Regions from separate parts of the Homo sapiens genome. Here region 1 is linked to region 2. Evidence: chromatin loops called from intact Hi-C (ENCODE). Cell type or tissue: A673. All regions are shown on one strand. Each heading gives the region's core, and the rest is flanking DNA. Links, peaks and the distances in the headings are about the cores only.

Region 1 (5,529 bases), core at 309-5,308, 370 kb before region 2:
CTATTGTGAGTAGTGCTGTAATGAACATATGCAATCATGTGTCTTTATGGTAGAATAATTATATTCCTTTTGGCATAAACCTAGTGATGGGATTGCCAGGTCAAATGGTAGTTTTGTTTTAAGTTCTTTGAGAAATTGCCAAACTGCTTTCCACAATGGTTGAACTAATTAACATTCTCACCAGCAGTGTATAAGTGTTCCTTTTTATCCACAATCTCACCAGCATCTGTTTTTTTATTTTTATTTTTTAATAATAAACCTGAATGGTGTCAGAGGCATTTCATTGTGATTTTGATTTGGATTTCTCTAATGATTAGTGATGTTGAGCATTTTTTTCCTATGCTTGTTGGCCATGTGTCCGTCTTCTTTTCGAAAGTGTCTATGTCCTTTGCCAACTTTTTAATGGAATTGTTTGCTTTTTGCTTGTTAGTTTGTTTGAGTACATTATAGATTCTGGATTTTAGACCTTTGTTGGATGCATAGTTTGCAAATATTTTCAACCATTCTGTAGGTGATCTCCTTCCTTTGTTGAAAGTTTCTTTTGCTGTGCAGAAGATCTTTAGTTTAAGTACCATTTGTCAATTTTTACTTTTGTTGAAGTTGTTTTTGGTGTTTTTGTCATAAAATCTTTACCAGTTTCTATTTACAGAATAGTATTGCTTATGTTGTCTTCCAGGGTTTTTATAGTTTTGGGTTTTACACTTAACTCTATAATCTATCTTGAGTTGACTTTTGTATATAATATAAGGAAGGGATCCTGTTTCAATCTTTTGCATATGGCTAGCCAGTTATCCCAGCACTATTTATTGAATAGGGAATCCTTTCCCCATTGCTTGTTTTTGTTGGCTTTGTCAAAGATCAGATGGTTGTAGGTGTACAGTGTTATTTCTAGGCTCTCTATTCTGTTCCATTGGTCTGTGTGTCTGTCTTTGTACCAGTACCATGCTGTTTTGGTTACTGTAGCCTTGTAGTACAGTTTTAAATGGGGTAATGTGATGTCTCCCACTTTGCTCTTTTTGCTTAGGATTGCCTCTGTTATTCAGGCTCTGTTTTGGTTCCATATGAATTTTTAAATAGTTTTTTCTAATTCTGTGAAGAATGTCACTGGTGTTTGATAGGAATAGCATTGAGTCTATAAATGGCTTTGGTCAGTATGGCCATTTTAACAACATTGATTCTTCCTGTCCAGGAGCATGGAATGTTTTTCCATTTGTTTATGTCATCTTTGATTTCTTTGAGCAGTGTTTTGTAATTCTTCTTGTAGAGATTTTTTTGCCTCTCTGGTTAGCCGTATTCTTAGGTATTTTATTATTTTTTGTGGCTATAGGGAATGGGATTATGTTCTTGGTTTGGCTCTCAGCTTGGATGTTGTTTGTGTAAAGAAATGCTATTGACTTTTCTACATTGATTTTGTGTCCTGAAAGTTTTCTGAAGTTCGTTATTGGATCTAGGAGCTTTCAGGCAGAGACCAAGAGGTTTTCTAGGTATAGAATAATATCATCTGCACTCAAAGATAGTTTGACTTCCTCTCTTCCTATTTAGATGCCTTTTGTTTCTTCCCCTTGCCTGATTGCTCAGGCTAGGACTTCTAGTACTATATTGAATAAGAGCGGTGAGAATGGGCATACTTCCTTGTCTTGTTCCAGCTTTCAAGGGGAATACTTCCAGGTTTTGCCCATTCAGTATGTTGGCTGTGGGTTTGTCATAGATTGGCTCTTATTATTTTGAGGTATGGTCCTCCAATGCCTAGTTTGTTGATGGTTTTAAATATGAAAGATGTTGAATCTTATCAAAAGTCTTTTCTGCATGTATTGAGATGATCACGTGGTTTCTGTTTTTAGTTCTGTTTATGTGATGAAACACATTTATTGATTTGTGTATGTTGAACCAACCTTGCATCCCAGGGATAAAACCTACTTGATCATGGTGGCCTAGCTTTCTAATGTATTGCTGCTGGATATGGTTTACTAGTATTTTGTTGAGAATTTTTGAATCTATGTTTATCAAGGATATAGGTCTACAGTTTTCTATTTTAGTTGTGTATCTGGCAGGTTTTGCTATCAGGAAGATACTGGCCTCATAGAATGAGTTATATATGAGAGACATATTCCAAGTATATAATTTCCTTTCTGACTCTCAGGGCCTCAGCCAGCACCATCTTCTGAGGGTCTGATCAGTTGACATGAAGTCGTTCATAACATTGCATCAGATTTCAGACTGCTTCTGAACTGGGCCCCTCAAAATGGAACTTTAAAAACGCCTTCTTTTAGTGAGCCCAATTATGCAAACGTTTATTTTTAGGACTTTGATTAATGGTATTTTCTATTACTTCTTTTACCATTCTATTATTTAAGTTTGTGGAATAACATTCATTTCTCCAAAATATAGAACATTCAATTTAGGTATGTGACCACCAGATGTCATAGTATAGCTTGATTTCTGACAAGAGTCACATTTATGAGTAGACCATGAGCAGTTCTAAAGGAAAAAAAAAAAAGATAAAACCCTTTATTAAAACAGTTAAGCTGAAGTAAATAAATATTCCATACCCATTAAAGAATAGAGTTTTGGAAGTAATCATTGAGACGGTCTTCTACTTATTGCTAGAGGATCCAAGATGGCTTTACTAAATCTCAGAACATCTCATTTTTTCCTGGGGTTTACATGTAATTCACATAAAAACTCTTCGAGCTGAGAATGTATGTTTCTCTTCTCTGTAACATGTTCTGTTGAAGGTCTTATTTGTAAAATCTCAGCCTTATTTAGATTTTTTTTATCCAATCATTATTTAAGCTTAGCATAAATCATTAAAACAGACACATTAAATGATTTTCAACCTAAGGTTTTTGACTGGTTTCATTGCCAATGAGATTTTTAGTTTGTGTTTTATTGATGATAATTTTTTAAAAAATAGCTCAACATTGCTAGGAGAGTACTGTTCCCAAAGAAGGACTTAGTCTTTTAAAATTACATTGATTTCTGACAAGGAACAAGAGTCAGTTTCATATTTTGATTGACTTGAAGAAATATTTGATTTCATTAATTCAACTTTTTCAGTAAGTTCTTATTGTCAGAGGTGCTTGGATAATAATCCTCACTTTACCATTTTTGGACTTACTTTTCCTCTACTTTGCAACCACTGTGTTGTTTTCCCTAGCGTGTTTGTTTTTCTTTTTCAGTTTTCCAGCTGCTTCTCTCTTCTTTCTCCTATTATTTCTGCTCTGTTCCTGCCTTCCCCTTCCACAGATGCCTAGACAGGCTCTAGCTAGCCAGTTAGTTTACAATGGTTCCTCTTCCCATGACCCCCACTCTCACAACATAATTCCACCTCACACACAGCTTCAAGCCACTCTCTGCATTATTCTGCAGAGATCTGTGTTCTCCTTTTTCTTATCTGATGTACAATAACAAAATGGCAGTAAAAGCATGTTGGCTTTTTAATCTTTTATGTTTTTAATTAAATTCAAAAGTAAATAATGATATCTATCTATCTATCTATCTATCTATCTATCTATCTTCTATCTATCTTCTATCTATTTATAGCCAAAAGATGGCTGCTTTCCATTTAAAAGAGATTTAAGAAAAAAAGAAGAAAAGTAACTGAAAGCAGCTTTCTACCTAAGTGATGAATCTTTTCCTTGATCTATAAATATCTGGGACTTGAATTAAAAGGAGTGAGCTGCTCTTTCTGGATGTTGATGATTCTCAGAGTGGAATCTTATCGACTTATTGTTTGAAAAACAAGCTTCTCATATCCTCCAAAAGTAGTTTAAGTGTATGTATGGGGGTGTCTGGGTGTGTGTTATTACATTAGCCAGCGGATGGCATGGTTTTACTGATGGTATAAAGAGACCACAACATGTCTCTCTGAAGGAAATTTATCATCATTGTTCAGGTTAATGTTTTTAATATCAGAATATTTGCTATTGCCAGTGAGGTAATGTTTAAATAAATCAATAGTGCCACTTTATTATGCAATTGTAATAAAGTCTAGGCCTTCACATGTCCCTTGAGTTTAAGTTCAGCTCTCGGTGTTGGCTTTAAGCAATTTCACTGCCTTCCTCCTTTTCTGGATTGATTGGAATAAATAAATGGTGTAGTCTTTGGTAGGTAGGGAGGGTTGTCCTGGGAGCTTCATGCTTGTGTGATGATGCCCCTTTTGCCATCACTGGCTGGGATTCCTTTTTGTCCTCAATGAATTAGACACTCAGGCAAAATTGTCTAAGTGATCCAAACTTTTCCAGAGCCAAGAGAAGGTCAGGGAAGAACTTGAGCAAATCCCCATGCTCACCTTCCTTGGAGGTTTAGATCCATGTACACTTTTCAGTCATTAAAAAGTATTCCTAATTTTTTTTTGAGGTTTGCATAAAGGCTAGAAGTTCTCACTAGGGTTTACCTGGAAGAGGTAATGGCTTAAGAAATTAGGTGTATCAGTCCTGTTTGTATTGTGAGGATTAATTGCCTTAGTATCCAAAGGTACAGATAAAAATAAAAGCCATAAGTTTTGCATGCATCAGGATGCAAGCAGTTTTCTCACAAAGATCAATACCCTCCATAGAGGACTATTAATAGGAAAGTTCTGAGGACTTTCATCTACAAAGCAATCTGTGAGGCTAATCATAACCCTGAGCTGAGGTGCATTCCCAGTTTAACATAACCAATTAGAAGTCATGGAATAGAAGAATTAAATGGATTGAATTTGCTCATCATGCCATTCCTTACCTTTGGAGTGTGCTGGGCTCTCTGGAGGTTAGAAAGATATTCTTATAACAAAACCCCTCATTGAAATACCTTCAGAAAGGAAACAGGCCCACCTTTCCCATTTATGTGACAGTTGGGAAACATATACCACTTTACCAGTGGTCATCTCTCATAAAATGATGTCACTCTGGATATGACCTCTAGATTAGTGGTGTGTCAGGCAACTATTTTTCTTAAAACTCCAGTGAATAGCTCCTGAAAAAGGATTTCATACTGATAAAAAATAAGTGGACTAATGGTCCACTTACTGTATTTTATGAGTCAGATTTATGAAAACCCAGCTTTTGGGAAATTGGGTTGGTTAATTTTATGTATCAACTTGACTGGGTCATGGGGTGCCCAGACATTCAGTCAAATATTATTATTTAATTAATTTAAATAATTATTATTATGGGCGTGCTTTTGGATGAGATTAAGATTTAAATCTTAATTAAGTAGAGCACATTAAGTAAAGCAGATTACTCATCCCTAATGTGGATGGGCCTCATGTAGTCAGTTGAAGGCCTGAATAGAACAAAGAGCTGACCCTTTCCTGAGTAAGAGAGAATTCCTCGTGCCAAACTACCTTTGAACTGGGTCATTGGCTTTTTTCTATTTGAACTGAGACATCAGCTCTTCCTGGGACCGAAACTAAGCAAATAGATCTCTTGATACTTAGGCCTTTGAACTCAGACTGGATCTACAACATTAGCTCTTCTGGGTTCCCGGGTCTGACTTATCTTGCAGATCTTGGGACTTGTCAGTCTCCATAATTGTAAGAGCCAATTC
Region 2 (5,529 bases), core at 213-5,212:
AACTAAAGATTTTAGGATAAACCTAAACATTTCTACAATCTTGATGGTAGTGATTGTTTTAAGGCTCTTTCTGCACTCATAAATTAATTTGACTATCCTGACAAACTTTGGGTATAGGCTGTTTACAATATCATTTTTCAGTCAAACAAGACCTCTGAGATTGGTTGCACAACTGGATTTTGATTTGTTGACTTGGTCCTCAGTCTTCAAATGACTAAGTAGATTATTTGATTCTCTTAATTTGTATTAATAAATGGAGATGGGATAATGGTCAGCCATTTGAAAAATAAATATAACTGGATGTTTCCTTTACTCTTTTCACAAAAATAACTTACAAGGGAATCAAAACTTTAAATGTAACAATATAAGAGTATTATTTATAATCTTGGAAAAGATAAGACCTTTTAAGGCTAAACATAAAACTCAATAAACTGCAAATTAAAAGAAAAAAAAAAAAAGAAACAAAGCCTGTCTAATCAGAAAAAAACTTGGGATCTATAGTAATTAATCAATCAATGGCTTTTTTTGCCTGGCTGCAACAACTATACCTATTGTAAATTCTCTGGATTTTCTAAATCAGTGATTTAAACCCAAATTTTACACACACAAAATTTTAGTGTGTGTAAAAGCCATAAGAACCTTGTAAAAAATGTTGAGGTAGGCCGAGCCTAGTGGCTCACGCCTGTAATCCCAGGCGTGAGGATTACTTTGGGAGGCCGAGGCAGGCAAATCACAAGGTCAGGAGATCAAGACCATCCTGGCTAACACGGTGAAACCCCAGCTCTACTAAAAATACAAAAAATTAGCCGGGCATGGTAGCATGTGCCTGTAGTCCCAGCTACTTGGGAGGCTGAGGCAAGAGAATTGCTTGAACTTGGGAGGTGGAAGGCAGAAGTTGCAGTGAGCTGAGATCACGCTATTGCATTCCAGCCTGGGTGACAGAGTGAGACTCCGTTTAAAACAACAACAACAAAAAAAAAAAAACAGTTCAGATCTAGACCCCCACATCCAAATATTGTAGTTTAGTAAATAGGACTGTGGTTTAAGAATTTATGTTTTTTAACAAGCACTTCAGGTGATTCTGATAGACATAATTCTTAGCCTACATTTTGCTAAACACTAATCTGTAACTACTGGGATGCCTTAAAGTCCAAATTTGTTCTCAAAAGAAGAGTGTAGCTAACCCTCAGGTTCTTGGCAGTATAACTAACACTCAGGTACTTGGCACCAAATGGAAAATTTAAAAATAAATCAAAAAAGCATTTTGTTACAAAGAATGGAAGGGGGAATTGTAAAATACAATGTCATACTTTTCTTTCTTTATCAATTTACATGCATTATTTTCCTATTTTTATGCATTCTCATTTCATTATGAAATGTCAAATAAAATGGTAATTCAATGATGGAATTTTCTCTTTCCAGAGTCCCAGAATACAATCAGAGTGATATGGTAAACTCTTGTCATTCTTTGTTGCATTATGAACTCATTATGGAAACAAGAATCGTTTTCAATAATCTTCAGATTCACAGAAAGGCAGCTGAGGATAATATGACCTACCACATTCTGCTTGCTGGTGTCTGAAGCTTGTACCATAGACAGCTCACACACAATGCTTATTTACCATTGAAATTTTATTTACTCACATTAAATCAATTTCTAAAAGAATTTCTTTATAAGCAGCAATTTCTCATGTAAAGAAGTAATCAAGTGAGCCTTTTAGAAGCTTATATACCAGAGATTTATAGGGTCTCCATATTCCATGTCTGGCCTGACTTTGTACTTAGCCAATCTCAGTAGGTAATCTAACTTAGGAGTTAAAAAGGAAGGAAGAAAGGGAGGGAGGAAAGGGAGATGCAGTTAATAAACTCTAAGTTACCATAATAACCAGTTTTAGAGATATGAATTTGTGCAATCACTGTAGTTCATCACACATAGCATTACTTCATATGGAATATCTACTGACAACTTGATGAAAAGTTTGGAAAGAGGAATATGTGCCTCACTGAGTTAAAAACGAAATGGCTTGTGCATTTAAACACATGTGGCAAAGCTTAAAAACCAGTTTTCATCAAATGAGGTTGTATGCTACCTTCTACATAGCCTCATTCTAATGAAACCTTATTTCCCAGCAAACTCACCATTTAAGAGAGCCCTCCCATGGGCATAACTTAAAGAATAGGACCTCCTCCTCCTACCCATCCAGATTCACATTCTTTTAAAACATTCATCCTTTTGCTGTTCATTTATTCTCCCTTGCCTTATTTTGTCCATTTGTAAAAAAGAAGACAGTAATGAACCAACCTCATTAAATTGTTCTGAGGATTAAATAGGTTAATGTATATAAAATATTTTGAAAAACATCTGGCATTTAGTAAGGGTTAAGCAAATGTTTAAGAAAAATTCTCGGCACAGGTGTTTCTGCCATATCACTATATATACGTGCATTCTCACATTTTTCAAAATCATGCATTAAACATAATAGGGTTCATGGAGAAAAACAGTGTGAGAAACAGATCCCTCAAAACCTACAGCACTTTTTGGCCAGGGCACTAACAAAAGCAGTAACAATCCTAAAGCGAACACTAGCAGAGTTAAATCTCCACTTGCCTTCGCCCTAGAACCTGAATCAGTTTACCCTCCGGTGTCTAAAGCTCTCTTCTTGGAAATGGAGGGCTTTAAAAACAGTTGCTTTAATACAAGCCAGTTACATCCAAAATAAAAATATGATTCAGGAATGTATTTTGTTGTTGTTGTCATTTTGTTTTAACACAGGGAAATGTCTTTCCAGGTTCTAATCTTCACTTACGCTACCCTCAGATAGTTTAGCACAGTGGACAGCATAGCAGTTCTTAAGGCCATTAACCAGCTGCTATCTTGGACTAAACAGAAGACATTTTGAGATTTTTCAACTTTTTTTTTTTTAAGATCTGCAAATGTCATTACAGTTTTATTTTATTTAACTGTGAGGAAACTTACCCTTGATCATGTCAAATGATGGACATACTGGGAAAAATCATGTTTGGTTCAATTTGTCTGCCCTGTTGTGCTACATAATTCCCCTGATTACCAATGCATGTGAGTTAACTTTCATTTTAAAATACTTGTTGTAGCAAAGCAGACTGTAGATGTAATTTTTAAAATCCAGAGGATTTCAGAATTGTGGCTTGATAAACAGTATCTTACAGGTTCAATTCCCTCCAAATGGTCTTTTTCAAAAGTGAGTAACTTTTGACTAGCCCAGTTATTAAAGGCTAACAAACCCTGATGAGTTAGAAGTTTGGAATACTGTGTACACTGGTGCACCCTGGTGGTAAGCAAAGGGCAGTCAGACTTCAGGTACTCGGCTAATATATCAACTAGGGAAAGCAGCTCTGTGGTTTCAAGTGCCATTATATCTCAGCCAGTAATAAACATATAAAACTCAACTCTGATCTTCCTCAGAGGACTTTCTTTTGTTGTTGTTGTTTTCCTTCCTTTGGTCATTGCTCATTGCTTGATTTTTTTCCCCCTTTTCTAATTTCTTCTTCTAAACGGTATTGGAAAAGAAGTAAAGATTTCTACTGTTGCTCTAAAGTCAAGAACTGTTTTTCTCAAAGATTTTAGGCCTTGGATCCTTTGAAGGGTGGACGTGATATGACAACAGGCAGTGGATCTCAAGCAGCTTTTGGACCCCCTTAAAGATACCTGCTGCTCCCATGGATTACTTGTTACACCCTTTCTTCCTGCTCTTCTGTATCACCAGAAAAAAAGAGAATCCAAGGACAGCTGTGGATAAGGCATCAACAGCTATCCCATCAACAAGGAAATTCTTGTTATATTTTAGGCATTTGTTCTACTAGATACACCACCATAGCCTACATTAAGCACCCTCCAGAACCATAGTCTGAAGATCCCAAGGGTAAGAAAATCACAATGCAAAACCTAGCTTACTTCACTCCAGCTTTTCACAGCCTCATGCTACACTATTTTCTTTAAAAAAGTGAAGTTTTCTGAGGTCCTGTGTCCAGTATTTCAATGTATGAACACTACTTAGACTAAAGTGAGGACTTGCTGAGTTTTATTGGATTGTTTTTGTTTTTTGTTTTTAAATTAGAGATGAAATCTCACTATGTTGCCCAGGCTGGTCTTGAACTCCTGGCCTCAAGTAAGCCATTACACCCAGCCCTTGCTGAGTTTTAAGTAGATTAAGTCAATGGAACATTACCAGCGTTAGCTGTGATCATTGATAAAAGAGAAAGCAACACATCTCAGAAGAATGGAGAGCTCAAATCATTCCTCAAAATACGAGGACTTGAGTGGAAGAAAGGGAAAGCCAGCCCATCATAACATAATTAGAGAGAGGTGTCCCATTTGAATGTGCTTTGAATTTCTTCATCCTTGCAGCCATTCCCCATCACCTTAGTCAATAGGAAATCATCAGTATACATTATACTTTATTTGCCTTATTTCATAGACACTCCATGTAGACTCAGACTCCTAATGATAGTGTCTAGATTCTGACATCAGGTTACCTGAGAAGCACTCTTTCTGAAGTCAGAAGTAACTGTCAGAGCCAATGGATGAAACCAAGTCCCCATCTGGCTGATGTCTCTGCTACCTTTGGTCTGACTGTATAATCTCACACCCTTCTCCCAGATATGATCTTCTTCTCATGGATCTATTAATGGCTCTGTCTCACTCTAATGTTTACTGTGATCACATGGTCCTTCATTTCTGCCTTTCTCAGCATGTCAGTTCCATTTTCCTATCCACAGACTCAGCAAGTCTATAGTGCTTCTGCTGCCCACTTGCTTGTGGTCCTGGCTTGCCATGACACCAGAACTGACGTCATGCCTACATAACCATTTAATTAAGCATACTATATGACCAGGTACAGTCATTGACCTTATCTAGTAAGACAAATGCCCAAGCAGGAGAAACTGCTTGGTCACATTCAAGCCAAAAGATGAACTAGCTGCAGGCCAGGTCTAATCAGTTGGAGGTGGTGGTGGGCATGCTACCCACTTAGTAGGCCCTGTAGGGAGCACTGGGTAAACATTAATTGACTGTCAGCTCATGGCATGCATTCTTCACTCTTTGCCCTCAGCCCACAACTGTTGTAGCCCATTATTTATCTCTTATTATTCCCCTGCCCTCCTGTCAATTCTTTGCTATATTAACAATGGAAGTTTTGCCATTTTTGCCTTACTTTCTCATGCTTTTACAGATGTCATTCTCTCTGCCTGAAATGTCTCTATTGTTTTTTGTCTGCAAAATTTATCTTGCAAGACCCAACTTTACCTTCTGTGGGATAACTTCCCCTACTGTTGTAGGCACTAAGTTCTCATTCACCTTTGCACTTACTTCAATTTTATACTTATTGTACCCTGTGGACACTGTGCATTAATATATTTTTCTCCTGTAATAGAATTCACATTCTTTGATGTACATGACTATCTCTTAGTAATCATACCCTTTTTTTCAGTGCCTAGGACTGTATCAGGAATGCAGGCATTCAATAAAGATTTCCTGAAAGAATCCATACATAA

The links. Peaks named below come from ENCODE experiments on the same cell type or tissue, not always from the same donor. Only the 100,000 strongest peaks of a DNase experiment are listed, where the experiment ranks them.
Region 1: a loop joins it to region 2, with 8 times the contacts of the local background. A loop is called at or near these places in 31 of 110 quality-filtered maps.

The regions. Positions count from the first base shown.
Region 1 is chr5:41,638,713-41,644,241 of GRCh38, reverse strand. No RefSeq gene overlaps it. Among named protein-coding and RNA genes, the nearest start is that of PLCXD3, 130 kb to the right of the region's middle. In A673, for the core only: a CTCF peak has its summit at 2,385 (motif pointing right); no DNase peak of the experiment used is centred there.
Region 2 is chr5:41,268,381-41,273,909 of GRCh38, reverse strand. No RefSeq gene overlaps it. Among named protein-coding and RNA genes, the nearest start is that of C6, 58 kb to the right of the region's middle. In A673, for the core only: a CTCF peak has its summit at 3,307 (motif pointing left); a DNase peak (open chromatin) is centred at 3,299; H3K27ac peaks cover 372 bases.